Linked DNA regions of Homo sapiens: region 1 is linked to region 2. A link is an interaction called in ENCODE POLR2A ChIA-PET data of the cell type or tissue named here. Cell type or tissue: Caco-2. All regions are shown on one strand. Links, peaks and the distances in the headings refer to the core of each region. The heading gives the core; the rest is flanking DNA.

The links. ChIA-PET counts read pairs that join two places held together with the same protein. Peaks named below come from ENCODE experiments on the same cell type or tissue, not always from the same donor. Only the 100,000 strongest peaks of a DNase experiment are listed, where the experiment ranks them.
Region 1: POLR2A ChIA-PET joins it to region 2 with 7 read pairs; 3 of 35 experiments call an interaction of 5 or more read pairs at or near these places.

The regions. Positions count from the first base shown.
Region 1 is chr10:117,548,450-117,556,777 of GRCh38, forward strand. It overlaps EMX2 (empty spiracles homeobox 2), which reads left to right. Exons shown (of 3, transcript NM_004098.4): 3 at 1-1,097. Among named protein-coding and RNA genes, the nearest start is that of EMX2, 9.9 kb to the left of the region's middle. RefSeq lists enhancers at 1,240-2,584, 2,523-3,498, 3,443-4,234. In Caco-2, for the core only: no CTCF peak of the experiment used is centred there; a DNase peak (open chromatin) is centred at 3,919; H3K4me3 peaks cover 1,524 bases; H3K27me3 peaks cover 252 bases.
Region 2 is chr10:117,477,793-117,486,120 of GRCh38, forward strand. It overlaps EMX2OS. Among named protein-coding and RNA genes, the nearest start is that of EMX2, 61 kb to the right of the region's middle. RefSeq lists a silencer at 1,611-1,840. In Caco-2, for the core only: no CTCF peak of the experiment used is centred there; no DNase peak of the experiment used is centred there.

The sequences.
Region 1 (8,328 bases), core at 250-8,249, 71 kb after region 2:
GGCTCCTTCATCAACAAGCGACCCTCGTCTAAAGAGGCAGCTGAGTGAGAGACACAGAGAGAAGGAGAAAGAGGGAGGGAGAGAGAGAAAGAGAGAGAAAGAGAGAGAGAGAGAGAGAGAGAGAAAGCTGAACGTGCACTCTGACAAGGGGAGCTGTCAATCAAACACCAAACCGGGGAGACAAGATGATTGGCAGGTATTCCGTTTATCACAGTCCACTTAAAAAATGATGATGATGATAAAAACCACGACCCAACCAGGCACAGGACTTTTTTGTTTTTTGCACTTCGCTGTGTTTCCCCCCCATCTTTAAAAATAATTAGTAATAAAAAACAAAAATTCCATATCTAGCCCCATCCCACACCTGTTTCAAATCCTTGAAATGCATGTAGCAGTTGTTGGGCGAATGGTGTTTAAAGACCGAAAATGAATTGTAATTTTCTTTTCCTTTTAAAGACAGGTTCTGTGTGCTTTTTATTTTGATTTTTTTTCCCAAGAAATGTGCAGTCTGTAAACACTTTTTGATACCTTCTGATGTCAAAGTGATTGTGCAAGCTAAATGAAGTAGGCTCAGCGATAGTGGTCCTCTTACAGAGAAACGGGGAGCAGGACGACGGGGGGGCTGGGGGTGGCGGGGGAGGGTGCCCACAAAAAGAATCAGGACTTGTACTGGGAAAAAAACCCCTAAATTAATTATATTTCTTGGACATTCCCTTTCCTAACATCCTGAGGCTTAAAACCCTGATGCAAACTTCTCCTTTCAGTGGTTGGAGAAATTGGCCGAGTTCAACCATTCACTGCAATGCCTATTCCAAACTTTAAATCTATCTATTGCAAAACCTGAAGGACTGTAGTTAGCGGGGATGATGTTAAGTGTGGCCAAGCGCACGGCGGCAAGTTTTCAAGCACTGAGTTTCTATTCCAAGATCATAGACTTACTAAAGAGAGTGACAAATGCTTCCTTAATGTCTTCTATACCAGAATGTAAATATTTTTGTGTTTTGTGTTAATTTGTTAGAATTCTAACACACTATATACTTCCAAGAAGTATGTCAATGTCAATATTTTGTCAATAAAGATTTATCAATATGCCCTCAGAGTAGTCGTCTTGGGAAATTGAAGTGGATCTTTAAAAATGTATCTCAGTAATTTGAGTGTGGTCCTTCCCCAACTAGGCTCAAGAAACCCAGGCTCCTCACCCACAAAAGGGCCAGATTGATGGATTCTCAGGCATTTTAAAGAAAGATGAGGGTGGAGAAGGGAGAAGATTAGGAAAACTTAAGTCCTTCAGAAAAGAGATGGGAGAAAAGTTTTTCAACCAGACTTTGCCCATTGTATGCCCTCCTGAGGGAGTTTAGTTTGAACTTCAGGTTAAAATGCTTACTTCTCTTAACCTCTGGTTATTAAAAAAAAACTGGACATATAGTTACACATTGAGGACTACTCTCCCAAAATATTGGGGAAAACATGTAGCAGAATCTTGCAACTTCTAAACTTTCTGACTTCAAACCCCAAAGTACAAGTCTTACTTTTCCTTCCTTTCTTTCCTCCTCTCCCTGGCCCCAATCTGCTGAAGGTGATGGGCCAAGCCCAAGGGCCTCAGCAGCCTTATAAGGCAAGTGTTCTGAAAAACCTTCAACTCTTAATTTTAACATTAAAGAAAAAGTTGTAATCAGACTTGGAGGAAACTTAGCTTTTTTCCCTCCCTCCTTCCCCCTTCTGGGGGTACGAGGTTGTTTTTGCATGCTTCATTTGCTTCTTATCCTGATAGGCTGCATTAATCAGTTTTATTTCCATTGATAGAGAAACCTCGTCTGTTCTGTTCGAGCTACAAAGCGTCCTGCGAGCTTTTGTGAAAGTGCAAATCAGTTTAAGCAATTATCATACCAGGAATATGAAGGGGAAAGAGGAGGCCTTGCCCAGTGGTCTCCTTTAATCTCTTAATCCACGGATCCAGGGGGGCTGCCTGGACATAATTTAGGACAATCTCCCCACCCTTTACACTGTGATAAGGCCAAGTTACAATGCAGGGCAAAAATACAAGCTTTGTTAACATCTTGCCTTGAAAAGTTAAGATTAGACATTCCGTGCACGTGTGGGGACTATAGGGCACTATGGAAATTTTTTCTTTTTTTTCTCCTCTTCTCTAAAGCAGAATTCATTCTCCGTCTCTTTCTCCTTTCCCCCATCTCTGCCTGTCTTCCACCTCCCCTCTTTCCCCCCATTTCTGTCCCTCTGTAGAAACCTGGCTGCTCATAGTGCATTTTCACAGACTCTTCTTGGAAGGTGTGTGTGCCGTGAGGGGATACACCGCCGCCGGGAGTTGCCGGGGGAGGAGGGAGACGGGGTGGCCTCAGGAGACCCGGGCTTGCGTCTCACAGGGACAGGTGCGCCTCGGGGTATCCTGGAAACCCTCGTGGGGCTTCCAGGCGCTTTGACAGCACGACCCTCAGTGACCACCAGCTGTCTCAAGCGCTTTGCAGTCAGTGCTCCCGGAAAGCATCCCTTTCTCTTCAACAAGTACAAATTACCTTTTCCTTCCACTCACCTTCCAAAACCCGGAATACCTCAAACACCGAGCTCATTCTTAAACATTCTTAAAATTCAGATGGTCTGTCCAGAAAAAAAAAAAAATTCCGTCTTAACAGAAGGTTTACTTCTGCCGAAATTATATACTTTATACTTTTTAAGTACAAGAAAACGGGGCTGGTGGTGAAGATTTTTCTTTTTTTGGGTAAATGTCCTATGTAGTGTAACAGCAATAAAATCATCACAGAATACTATTAGCTTTGAAAAAAAAACTAAAAGCTTTATTACAAACCAAGCTTTGAAAATAGGGGGGATTAGGCGGCTGAAAGGGTCCCACAATGGTAAGAAGAAAAGGTTTCATGCTAATGAGGTTAATGCCCTTTGTATCTCAGGCCTCCACATCTTCATTACGCGCTATCTCCGGCTGCACGGAGCGGCTCAGAGAGCCGCAATCCACTCCAACGCCCCCCTTCCCGGCCCAAAGAAGGATTTGATAGCAGCTCTGTTCAAACTAGATAATTATATCTTTTCAAGTCGGAATTAAGATAAAGAAAGTGAAGCAGAGGCGGCTCGCCTTGATCCACTGCAAACAAATTTGGCGCACTTTCGAGTCCTTCCTCCGCCTCAAAAAGGCAGGACAGTCAGCTTATTAGCCGCTCGTTTGCTTTATTAATTCATCTATTTAAAGTGGCAGGATTAGAGTGTCTAATGTGGACGCGGGCTGCCGTGGCGCTGAGGAATATAAATATTTGCGAGATGCCATCCCACGATGACTATCTGGGAGTGGGGCGCGGGGCAGGGTGCGCGTGTGCCCTGCCTCTGCGTTCCCTTCGCAGTGCGCGCGTGCTGAGCTGAGCAGGGGGTTGTAGGAGCCATGAGCCGCAGGTCTATGTGCCCCTTCGTGCTATATGGGTGCCAGCCCTGGATGCTCCCGGGCAGGGCTCAATGGGCATCGTGGGTCAGATTCTGCGCTCCTTCTGGGACACGGAGAACTGTATGCACGTTGCCATTGGGTCCTGCCTGGGACCCCTAATGGGGATGTAGGATACAAGTTTGATCCATGTTCCGTTTCCTTGTTAATTACTTGTGGACCTTCCCTGTGGGACCCCTTGGCCAAGCGCATGTTCGGGAGAGGCACGGGTTCTCCGTTTGCGCTGCCCTGAGAGGGTCAAACGGAATCTACCAAGCGCGTGTGCCGCGGCTACGTTCTCCTGCGAAGTACACATGGGTTCCGTGTGCGTTTCTCGCGGAGGCGCCAGAAAGTCCTAGGGTGAGAGAAGCCTTCGACCTCCGAACTTCCTGGCTCTCGTTCTGGGTGTTCAGTGCTCCAAGCTCCCTCTGGCTCTGCTCCTGGCAGGCAAGCCGAGCAGGAGCTGGCGCATTGGCTGCGGCCCGGAACCTGCCGGGCCACTTTTGTGCGAGGGGCGGATTGTGGCAGCCTGAGAGCCGCGCCAGGCGGGCCAGGCAGAAAGGGGGCTCCGGCCTGCGCTCGGCTTTGGAAACCTCGGCTCCTCCCCGTCCCCGCCTCGAGTCGCAGGAAACAAAGTCTGGGACGCGCAGGCCGGCTGGGGAGGGACTCTGGCTGCTCGGAGGCCTGGCCCGGGGCCCCACTCCGTGGTGGGGGTTTTAGGGCTGGTCCAAGTCGGTGTAAGGCTGGCAGGGTGAGGGTCTGTTCTTGTGTGTTTGTATAGGGTGAGAGCACTAGTTTGTGGTATAATGGCATTTGTGTGGATTGTGGAATAGAATTGTGTGTCTCAGCTAGGACTTTAGTCAATTTGTGTCAGTTCTAATTGTTTGAATAAGTTAAAGGCTGGAGAGGCTGGGGCTACTTATGTAGATTTGGTCAAGATGTCTAGCTGTCCTTGTGCGTCTAGATTGTTTTGAGTTAGGGCCAGCACGTGCAGTTGTGAGGCTGCAGAGTGCCTATGACGGTGTGGAAATGCAGTTTATTGAATGTGTGTGCCGCGGTCTGGTTGCACTGTGTATCTGCGAATTCGTCTGGAGTTGCACATCTCAGAAGATGGGGGTGGCCTCGGTGTGTGTGGCTTGCGGGGACGTTTCTCGGTGTTTGGATGGGGGTCCCTGTGATGGATGTCCATGCCCAGCCCTAGGGCAACATCTGTGTGTCTTGGGATCGAGGCGTGTGTGTCTAGTGAGGAGGCTTGGGCTGGGGTGTCGTTCCAGCAGCGCCCCACTAACTCCGGAGTTTGGCAAACAACAGCCGTTTTGTGTAACTGCGCATTTTTCTAGACCAGTCTTTATTATTCCAGCAATCAGCGCTGGAATTACTGGGGCGCCGCCTAGAAGCAACCGCCGGCGGGGCGGCAGAGGATGCCGGCCTCCAGCGTCGGGGGACCGCGCCCGAAAGCCGGGCTGCTTTGTGGGGCCTCTCGCGCCTCGCCCGCAGCTTCCGGCCCGCGCCCTCCGCTCGACCGCCGATTTTCTCGCCCCAGCCAGCCCCGTAGCCAGAGGAAAGTGGGAGTTTTGAGAACCCTCTGACCCCAGCCGTGACCCCTCTCCGGGAGGTGGCTTCTCCCGCAGGACCCGGTGCGCCAGAAAACTCTAGGCGGCGCCACGCTTGGAAGCGCAAGGTCCATTCATCAGCCGCGCCCCAGCGTCTAATTGGCCTTTTGTTTATTAGTGTCTGTTGCCCGGCTGGGAGTCTCCGGAGGGCCCCGGAGCTGCGAGTCGGGGTGCCAGAAGCGGACGGCGGGCCAGCGCCCAGAGCTGGGGTCCGGGTAGGGCAGAGGCGCGTCGCACTCCTCTGAGGGGGCGCCAGAGCGCGCCAAAGATCACGCCCACGTGCGGAGATGCGCGCATGGAGGCTGGACTCCAAGTGCTGGAGCCTGGTCCTCCCGGCTGCTAACGCCCCAGGCTTCGCCCCTGCCCCCACCTCCACCTGCAGACCGAGCCCTCCCCATCTCTCCACACCCTCAGGATTTCAGACCCGCCTTCCTGCCTCTCCTAAGTACCCATCCCAGGCGCTGGCCTTGTGGCTCGGTTCCGCTCACGTCCCGCCCTTCCTCGTTCTTCGTGCTTCGAGTTCATTAGTCGTGGCTCCGCCGCTAACCCCGGGGAGAAAGCTCCCCTTTTACTCTGGGTTTCCCTCCCTAAACACCAACCCGGCAGTATGGAGCCAGCCTCCTGCTTCGCTGGGTGGTGTGATTGAGAGAATGTTTTTGGCAAGGCAGGGAGAGAGGGACGAGACAGAGCACTCAAAATTCCACCTTCCTCACCAAGTCAAACCTCACCTTCCGATCCCTATCTCCCACCCAGTGTTCAATCTCCACATCGAGCCTCGCCATCCTCCTCCCTACCCCACACTTACTGCCCCTCCTCCCATTCCCGAGAGACAGTACAGAAGTAAGGTCTCCATTCCCAGCACAGGCACAAAGGCCAAGATGCACCTGGGGGTCCTGAAGGTGCTTGGGATGGGCATGCGGTCTCATTTGGAAAATGACTTGAGGATGATTGGCCTCGCCTGGCGGTGGCCTGGCTGCCAGCAACGTCTGGATGGCTGGGCCTCAGCCTGGCCCCAGACGTCCCCTGCTCCCAGCCAGCTCCAGGCCCTATATATAGCACGGGTCTCCATAGCCCTGGCTGGACCCTGACGTCAGAAAGAACTTGATCTTGCCTGCTTCGCTCCTGCTTCTGAAACTGATCCTTGAAATGAGAGAACAGACTCTACACAATTCCCATGGCCTTGACATAAGGTACAGCGATAAATATACACCACTAATGAGCAATTACCATATAATCACCTTCCAATTAGCTCGCATAATGATGAATTAAACATTCTAGCAGGCGGGATTAGGTTTCTTACTTTGTATATTATTTACGAAGGCTATAGCTTCTGCAAAGAACCAAATATCAAATTAGATGGGGGAATTTTCACTTGGGGGTAATTATGCATTCAGGCCAGCGGCTGTGTTCTGGTCACTTGTCAACTGAGGCCTCCTGCAAGGTACTGACCAGTGCTTTTGGGCATTTATTTTCCTTTTTTTCCCTCTCTCTCTTTAAGTTGCAATTGCCTTTTCCTTTTCCTTTTACTACTCTGGCCCGTGAGGTGAGAGGCTGGGGACACTGAGGCGGGGCACTAGGTGGGGTTTGGGGAGGGACCTCAGAGAGGATGTGGTGCAGGCATCAGGCCCTGTCCTTCTGGCCCCATTCGCTTGGCTCTTGTTCCCGTTTCTCTCCAGCCCAAGAAGGATGCCTGAGCAATCGGCTCTGCACAGCTACTGAGCACAGGGCCAGCGCGGCTGCCCACTCACCTAATGCCAGGGGCTTCCTCCCGCTGCACCTGGTGCCACCGCCTGACATTCCTTAGGCCCCCCCGGGGCCTCAGTGCAGTCTATGCCAACTTTTACCCCCACTCCCACCCCAGTAACAGGGAGAGAAAGGATACGGGGAGTTGAGAAACCAACGACAAACCTCCACATCGCCCGCAGCCACCTCTCTTGTTCGGAAATGAATTTTGGCAAGAGATTAGTTCCTAATCTGATCTAACGCTGCTGACATTTGGGAAGAAGATGAAAATGGCAGCTCAATTTCATTCTGAAACAGGGTCACTTCGCAGGGCTCTGCTCTTCAGAGAATGTGGACGCCCCTCCCCTCCCCTAAAACAGAAGAGCTAGAGGGGCAGCCATGCCAGGGACTGCCCATCCCCAGGTCAGCCAGAGCCCCTGGGCCCTGGGCCTGTCTGCGGTTGAATGGCGGGAGTGGAGGGAGGCTGTCTGGGCTGGGGCCACTGCCTGCGTCCTCTGCTGTCTGCCTTCAGGGCACTGCGCTTGCACACAGATAGGGGCTCCTGGGCACCCATAGAAGACTCTTTAGGCTAGAGAGCCTCTTTCTTGTAGGGAGGCCCTGGGGAAGGTAAAAAGTTTCAGGAGTCACCAGTGGAGTAATTAAAGGAAGATGTCCCCAGGGCCTGTGGGGGTACTTTCCCCTGTGCTTACTGGGTAAGTAAAAGCACAGCTAGGGCTGGGTGGCTGGCATTGGCTGAGGGTCTGGCTTACTTGGAAGCCATGGGTCTGGAGACAGCTACTCTGGCACTTGGCTCCATGAGGCTGCAAGGTCCTCCTGGAGGCAGAGCTCTCCCTATCCCCCGCTTCCCTGCTTTCTCCCAGACACACACTCACCCACTGCAAACCCAAGAGGTGGGTGGGCCATGTTCTTGGTCACCTAGCAGAGCCCACCATGTCCAGCCTTTGTCCTCAACAGGGGCCACTCTGGCAGTGGCCTCATCCTGGGTCAGGTAAGAGAGGGCAGGTAAGTCAGTTGTTGGGGGACCTGCCCGGTCACTGGATCTTGTTCCTGAGGGATCAGGCACTTCTGAGACCTTGTCTGTGGGGTGCAGGGCCTGGAATGGGGGTTGAGGGCATCATCATCAGCTCAGGTCAAGGCCAAGCAGGAGAATCTGTGCCTGGGTCCCTAGGAAGGGGTGTGCTAATGAAGAAAGTTCTGTGCCATGTACCTTGCATGCTGGTGGCTGCATATGTATGAGTGGCTATACCTGAATATGCTTGTACAGCATGCAACTTTGAACACGTGGATCACAAACATGTATGTAAGTGTGCACGTGACCGTGGGGATTGGGGTTGCTGTAGCCCATACTGTGTCTTTGTGCAGCTTAGAAAAAGGCATCCCTTCTTCTGGGTGGAAGGCACCCCTTTCTCTCCTGTGGCTTGCCAAGTGGAATGTGAGCTGGATTTCAGCAGAGCACCCCGTCACCCATCCTTTTGTCCAGACTTCTTAAGCAGTACACAATCTCGAGTCCATAAACTCAAACTCTGGTGGAGA
Region 2 (8,328 bases), core at 36-8,035:
TATAGCATGAAAGGCAGAGCCCAAGAGCCCGAGACAGGAACTCAGTGGATTTAATACATCTGACACTTTCTCAGCTGTTTCTTTTTTAGTTTGCCCATGCTGAGGTGGAGGCAGGGAAATCCAAGACTGAGTCTGAAATGCTCCAGGTTTCATGTGCCTTGTCTGTGGCTTAATTTGACCATTGCCTTTTCCTATCAACATGCTACCTTCATCTGAGCATTGGGCCTAACTGGAGTGCCCTGCCTCTAGGAACCTTGTTGGCTCACCCTACCCATGTTCTTCTCTCCCATGACTCAGAGCCCTGACAATATGGTTTACTTCTACTGACCTGTGATCTTTCAGATGCTCTCTTCCCTGCTTAACAACCTTCAATGGCTCCCTATTGCCTCCAGAAGTTCTATTTTTTAGGTTTCTGTTCAAAGCTCTTGCTTCTGCCTCCCTTCGCAGCTACGTCTCCCACCATTACCTTGAAAACCTCTTAGATTTTAGAATTGAGCAAATAGCTCATGCCCCCTGTGTTCTTTTATACCCAGGTGTTTTGCATATACTAGTCTTGTTCCAGGAATTCCTTGCCTTGCCTGGCCTGCTGGAGGTTGAGTCATTTAAGAAGCAGCTCAGACACTATTCTTCCCTGACCACAACTTGCTCTGAAAAGTCAGTCTGAAGCTCCCAAGGCAACGTGTGTAGGCTCTAGTTAGAGCACTTTGGACACCTAGTGGTGATTATTCAGACGATGGACACATTCCAGAGTCTAAGGTTCCTCGTCTGCAAAATGGGGATACTAGGACCTCCTGCATGAGAGTGGGTTAGGATTACAAATGAAACAAAGCATGCAAAGCCCCTGGAAGCCCTCAGTTGCTGAGTGGAATTATATTATTAGACGGTAAACATTTTGAGGACAGGGACAGTGTCTCATTCATTTTTGTATCCTCGACTCCTAAGGCAGAAGTTGGTTGGAGAGTTTTGCTGTGCTTGTTTGTTGAAGAGAGGGATGGCTGTCTTGTGGTGTGTTATTTGTCTCTCTCTCTCTGGGTGCGTGTCTCCAACTAGGTCTGAATCCTTCCTGACGATTCTTATCCTCTTCCCCCCACAACGCATGGCTTACTGCAGGGGCTCAATGAACATTAGCCCAGCAAAGAGAGGCAGGGAAGGGGAAAGAGATGAACATCCTAGTGCTCCCTTGGAAGGCTCCTCTTCCCCTCCTCAGACACCTGGGGAGGCACCGTTTCTTCTCTCCAGGGAGCCAAGGCTGGGGACAGTGACCAGCCCTCCTAACCAGGGCTTTGCTTGGTTCTGTGGGGGAATGAGAGGGCCCCTCAGATTTTTTTTTTTTCTGAGATGGAGTCTCACTCTGTAGCCCAGGCTGGAGTGCAGTGGTGTGATCTCAGCTCACTGCAACCTCTGCCTCCTGGGTTCAAGCGATCCTCCTGCCTCAGCCTCCTGAGTAGCTGGGATTACAAGTATGCACCACCATGCCCAGCTAATCTTTGTATTTTTAGCAGAAATGGGGTTTTGCCATGTTGGCCAGGCTGGTCTCGAACTCCTGACCTCAAGTGATCCACCTGCCTCGGCCTCCCAAAGGCTCATGCTGGGATTACAAGCGTGAGCCACCGCAGCCAGCCCCCCTCAGATGTTTTGAGTCTCCAGCAGGATGAGACAGAGGCAGAAATGGCAAGTGGCAAGGAGGCACTTCCTCAAAAGGCAATGGTGCATTTAATCTTTAGCAAGAGAGCAGCCTCCTCTGTGCCCGCAAGCCACCAAGCATTGTGTGTGCATTCTCTTGTTGACTCTCACAAGTCTAGTGGGGCAGGCACTGTTATCCTGCCCATTTTACAGATGAGGAAACAGGCTCAAAGAGTTCAAGAGGCTTCCCGAGGCCAGCTTGTTTATAGAGGGGCTGGGAGTTGAGCACAGGCCAGCCTGAATCTATAAATTGGGCACATAGATGCCAGGTATAGAGCAAAAGGAAGGCATTGTTATACCACGTGTGGATGTACCATGCAGATGGCAAGGGCTTTAACCTGAGCTAGCCAGTTTACCCATCTGGTGGTGAGGGCTTTAACCTGAGCTTGTCCATTCACCAGTCTGGTGGTGAGGGCTTTAACCTGAGCTAGCCCATTCACCCGTCTGGTGGTGAAGGCTTTAACCTGAGCTAGCCCATTCGCCAGTCTGGTGGTGAGGGTTTTAACCTGAGCTAGCCCGTTTGCCCATCTAGTGGTGAGGGTTTTAACCTGAGCTAGCCTCTTTGCCTGTCTGGTGGTGAGGGTTTTAACCTGAGCTAACCCGTTTGCCTGTCTGGTGGTGAGGGTTTTAACCTGAGCTAGCCCGTTTGCCCATCTGGTGGTGAGGGTTTTAACCTGAGCTAGCCCATTTGCCCATCTGGTGGTGATGGCTTTAACCTGAGCTAGCCTGTTTGCCATCTAGTGGCTCCAGGGAGGTTCTTTCCAGCTCACAGAAGAAGAAAAGGGGATTTGCATCAGGTGGACCTGTTGCAGTCCAGCCAGCTGCATCCAACCACAGTGTCTTCCTTGCAGACCAGGCATGACCTCCCAGGTCCTGGTAAGCTTGTCTTTAGGAATCTGACTCCCACCACCATCCCAATCACCTCTGAGAGTGCTCACCTGCTTCCACCTCTCCAGGCTGAACCCAAAGATACAAGCCTCACCTGCAGCCAGAAGGGACTTAGGAACCCTGAGTTTCTCTGGCTGAGCTGCAGGCCAGCAGCCTTCTGGGCTGGGGCCCCTCCTTGAGGTGGGTCTCGGCCACATGACTCCAGGCATCTCCATCCTCCCTCCTAGGCACAACGACTTAGTTCCATCATGGGGCTTTGATCTCGGGCTGATTCTTCCTCAGGGGTCACAGTGCATGGGCTCCAGAATCTGTCTGGGGGTGTCCTGCCCAGTGCTGGGGACCAAACTGAGCCCTGGATGAGCAGGTGCTTCCACTGGACCCCCAGGTACTGTTTTCAGAGTGGCTGCCCTGCGATGTGTCCTTAACGAGGTGAAACTCTCCCTGTGGTGCTGGTGGCTGGGAGGGAATTTTACCTGTGGCCTCTGTTTGGAGGTTTGAGAATGGGCCATGTTTACTTTCATTAAAATTTTTAAAAAGTATATCTGGGTGTTTGAGACTAGGGGAAGGGGATATTGGGGCAAAAGGAGAAGGACAGATTATCATAGAATGGCAAGGGAAGCCCCTTGAATACCTTTGCAAAGTTTAAAGTGTACAGGAAGAGGCTGGGTGTGGTGGCTCACACCTGTAATCCTAGCACTTTGGGAGGCCGAGGTGGGTGGATCACTTGAGGTCAGGAGTTCAAGACCAGCCTTGCCAACATGATGAAACCCCATCTCTACTAAAAATACAAGAATTAGTCAGGCGTGGTGATGCATGCCTGTAATTCCAGCTACTTGGGAGGCTGAAACACCAGAATCATTTGAACCTGGGAGGCGGAGGCTGTACCCCAGCTTGGGCGACAGAGTGAAACTCTGTCTCAAACAAAGCAAAACAAACAAAAAATAAAGTGTACTAGAGGAACACAGAGCCAGTTAGCTGCTCTGAGCCGCCTGCTCTGAGCCCCACCTGGGACTCAGTGATGGAGGGGTGGCCTGAGGACCGGCTAGGCAAGGAGTCCGGCTTCCACAGCTCCCCTTTGTGTGATAGCTGGGGGTTAGCTGGGAAGTCCCCTATTAGGGCTGGGACCCCAGGGCCCATCCCAAAGCCAACCCCTCCCATTCTAGAGGAGGAATCTGAGGCCCAGAGAAGGGAGAGACATTCTGAGGTCACTCAGGCAGGTGAAGCCAAGGCTGGCTCAGACCTGGGAGTCCTGCCTGTCATCATGATACTCTCTCTAATGCCTTGAACCATGCCTGAAGGTGGTGAGTGAAGATGATAAATGATGAAGATGATTAGTAAAGAAGACTCTTGGCCGGGCACAGTGGCTCACACCTGTAATCCCAGCACTTTGGGAGGCTGAGACAGGGGGATCACCTGAGGTCAGGAGTTTGAGACCAGCCTGGCCAACATGGTGAAACCCTGTCTGTACTAAAAATACAACAATTAGCCAGGAGTGGTGGTGGGCACCTGTAATCCCAGCTACTGGGGAGGCTGAGGCAGGAGAATCTCTTGAAGCTGGGAGGCAGAGGTTGCGGTGAGCTGAGATCATGCCATTGCACTCCAGCAGCCTGGGTGACAAGAGCAAAACTCCGTCTCAAAAAAAAAAAAAAAAAAAAGACTCTTCACCAACAGGTTGGGAGTTAAAGGTCAAAGGTCAAATTATCATCAGGATGCCACTCCCATTCCAAGTCCAGTGACTCAGGTCAGGGGATGACAGATCCACACTGTAGAGAGTCATGGAACATGCCTTCTCCTGGTTTCAACTGCTTGTTGTGAAACACTTTCACAGGGGCATATTTCCCTGGGCATGGGGCTACTTTCCAGAACTTCACAGACACTTGAATCTTCTGGACAAGTGCGTTTCACAGTGAGAGAATTCTGGGACTTTGCCTACTCTCCCAGGTAACAGGATCATGGTCACTCTTGGGCCTCCGTGTGGGTCAATGTTGAAGAGAGATGCTAGACAAAGCATGCAGGCCTAAAGGCAAGGATTTCTAGAATTTCAAGGGCAGAGGGCAGGTAAGAACCTGGGTTCCAGGGAGGGAGGGAGGGAGGGCAGGTGGGCAGTGGTGGCTAGGGAGCAGAGACCAGCCCAAACAGGAATGAAGTAGGGTCAGAAGATTCCATGTGCTGGAGATGGGGACACACGTTCCCCATCACATACATTCTGGATGAGAGGGCCCACTGGCAGAACCTCTTAGGAGGGCACTGTGGCACTATCTAACAGAAGCTAAAGGGCACATACCTGTTGGCCCAGCAACTCCACTTAAAGGTATTTATCTGACACACTCCCACATGTGTGCAAAGAGGTATTCAGAAAGCATTCTTTATTTAGGTGAGAAATGAGATATCTCATTAGACCACCTCACTGGGGGACTGAGGCATCAGTCATACAGTAAAATGCCAACATGTGAGCCAGTCGAAAGAATGAGGTGGCCTCATGTAGGTGGATCTCTAACATATATTAGGTTGAAAAGCAGAGCAAGTGAATGACAAGGTGCAGGATAATACGCATAACATGCTCACATTTGAGTAAGAAAATCCTATTAATGCGTGTGCTTGTGTATGCGTGGAAGCGCTTCTGGAAGGACATCGAAGATGCTGGGGAGAGTGATTGCCTCTGAGAAGATAACTGGGAGGCTGGGGTGCCAGGAGGGAGGAAGATGTGCTTCTCACAGTATGTCCTTGGATTGCTTACATTACCATGTTCAGTGCACAATGTATCAGATCCTTCTTTCATGCCCCCTCCCCTGTCCCCCGACAGCTGCAAGACAGGGAGGGAGTGATGGCCTGAGCTAGTGAGACCTGAAACACAGGGCCTGACTGATGGCCCCAAGGTGAGGGTGTGGGTGAGGACACACCCAGCGTGCCAGTGTCTGTTTTGTGCTGATGAACAGATTTGTCATTGGCACTTTTGCAAAACTGCAATGAAATTCTGGCTCAGGGCACAATCACCCAGCTGGGGCCCCGAGGCTTTTGGAAGTCACCCGTGGACAGCTTGTCAGCAAATCTTTATGGAGCAACAACTCTGTGCTAGGTGCTGAGTACACAGTGATGAGCAAAACATGCAAAGACCGTGCCCTCTTCAACTTGGATGGCCAGTGGGGATTAGGAAAACAAATAAGTCAACAAACCCACAATACCATCAGTGTTGTGTTCAAGTAGGCTATGCAGAGGGACAGGAGGGCCTGAGGGCTGCTTCATACAGGGTGAGGATGGAGGGGTTCTGAGGAGGGATGCCCAGGCTGAGACCCAAAAGGTGAAAATGAGCTGATAGGGAGAGGTGGGTGGCAGCCAGGAGTGAGTAGAATTACAGGTGGAGGGACCATGTTGGGAGGCTCCACGGAGGACAGTCTGGAAGGACTGAAGGACAGCCAATGTGGCCAAAGAGTAGTGAGTGTGAGAGAGGGGGAGCCAGGTGAGGTTGGTGGGGAGGCGGTAGGGACGCCACGCTCCTGCTGCCCTGACTGTGGGGCACAGGGTGGCAGTCAGGCCTGTGGGTCACCCACCTTCTCAGGGGCTGGCATTTGCCTTTTCTTGCCTTGCCCTTTCAGTTGGATGCAACCACTCCATGACTCCAGTGGAGGATGAGACCCTGGGATCAGTTCCTGCCCTGGCCACAGGCTTTGCTCACCCTATGTTCTAATGATCAGTATTTCTGCAGTAACATCTTGCAGAAATAGTTTTAGTTCACCCATGCTGAGGTGGAGGCAGGGAAAACCAGGACTGAGTTGAAAATGCTCCAGGTTTCATGTGCCTTTTCCGTGTTCTAGGTGATCAAGATTTCTGCAATAGTATCCTGCAGAATTAGGTGGTGTGGACAAGGGGGCTTCAGGGTGCATCAGGCAACATTATGTTTGGCTGCATGGGACAGAAAATGCCAGATCATGTAGCTTTAAGAAGATAGAGTTTTATTTTTTGTAGATAAACAAAGTTTGGAGGTAAATCTAGACCCTTGAATTAGTCCTAGATCATCCATAAGAAGCTACCACATGGCCCAAGATGGCTGCTCAAATGCCAGCAGTTGCATCTACATTTCAGACAGGAGGAGGAATGTGTGGGGAAGAGAAGGGCACACTTCTGTTTAAGGTCCCTTCATGGAAATCGTATATGATTTACTTCTGCCTGTATTTCATTGTCCAGAATTTATCCCAGGGCTGCCCCTAGCTGCAGGAAGAGCTGGGAAAGGTAGTTTTTATTCTGGGTGGCGATGTGCCAAGCTAAAGACATCAGGGGTTCCATGTTAAAGGAGGAAGAGGGAAATGAAGAATGCCAGACACAGCATTTTCTGCCACATATGATCAAATAAATTTGAGAAATACTTGGTTAAACAAAATGAAATAGGCTTCTTCACTGCAGAATGTCTCAACCTTTAGTGCGCTCATGGACATTGCTAATCTGTAAAAGAGGCTGTAGTAGTATGTAGCCTTTCCAAAATGTATTAAATGATAGAATTGGTGTGTGTGTGTGAAGCACCTTACGGAATTGGTGTTCTGCAGAGGCTATTCAGGTAAACGTAGTCCTTGATTATAGAGTTCAAAAATAACCAAGCTAGGCAACATGCTTTCATTTTAAAGACTAAATGCCATTCCTTCAATCAGCCTAGACCACCTACCCTGGAAACGACAGGCCCTGGGCCAAGTGCTGGGATATATGGCTGAGTCATGATTCCTGCTCTCAATAAGTTCAAAGTCAAGAGAGACACATTCTCAGCAAAATAATGACAAGAAATGCCAGAATAGAACCTGGACTGGAAGAATGTGACATTGGCCTGCAGAATCAGGTGGCTGGGGTGGAGGCTGTGGACAGCATAGAGTGGGGTGGGCGGAAAAGGGTTGGTGCAAGGCAGTGAGTCTGGAGGGGTGAGTGCAGCCAGTGGTGAAAAGCCTCAAGTGCTGTGCCAAGGATGTGTGCCTTCTCGTTGTGGCACCTGGAAGGAGACTGCGGGGTGCAGAAGGGCCATGTACCAGGGAGTGGATCGTGATCTTTCCTCCTCCCTGGCTCCCAGCCTGCTGCCCGTATGAAGGGCTTCTTCCTGTCCCGACACAAGACAGTGAATTGGTCACCAGAACACATAGCCCTCCTCCCGTTGCAAAGCTCTGTCATCTCCTTTCTCTTACATTGTCACAAGAAGCCTTAGAAGTGGAGCAGGCCGGGCGTGGTGGCTCATGTCTGTAATCGCAGCACTTTGGGAGGCCGAGGCAGGTGGATCACCTGAGGTCAGGAGTTTGAGACTAGCCTGGCCGACATGGTGAAACCCTGGCTCTACTAACAATACAAAATTAGCTGGGCGTGGTGGCAGGCACCTGTAATTCCAGCTACTCAGGAGGTTGAGGCAGGAGAATCGCTTGAACCTGGGAGGCGGAGGTTGCAGTGAGCCGAGATCGTGCTATTGCACTCCAGCCTGGGAGACAGAGTGAGACTCTGTCTCAAAAAAAAAAAAAAAAAGAGCAGAGAGGGCTGCCCTTCCCTCACTTTACAAAGAGGCAGGGACAGCTCCAGCATCCTGCCACCTGCAAGTGGCAGAGGTAAAGGGGAGGGATTTCACACCTTGGTCGGGTGTGCGGAGAGAGGAGGCTGAGAGAAGTTCCTCTGAGGCGGGTCTGAGCTCCATGCGATGCCTCTTCCTGCTAGCAAAGGCTCCCCTTGGAGGCTGCTCCACCAGGCAGGCAGGGAAGGGCCTGTATCCATTCCTGAGGGCTGCCATGATGAAGGACC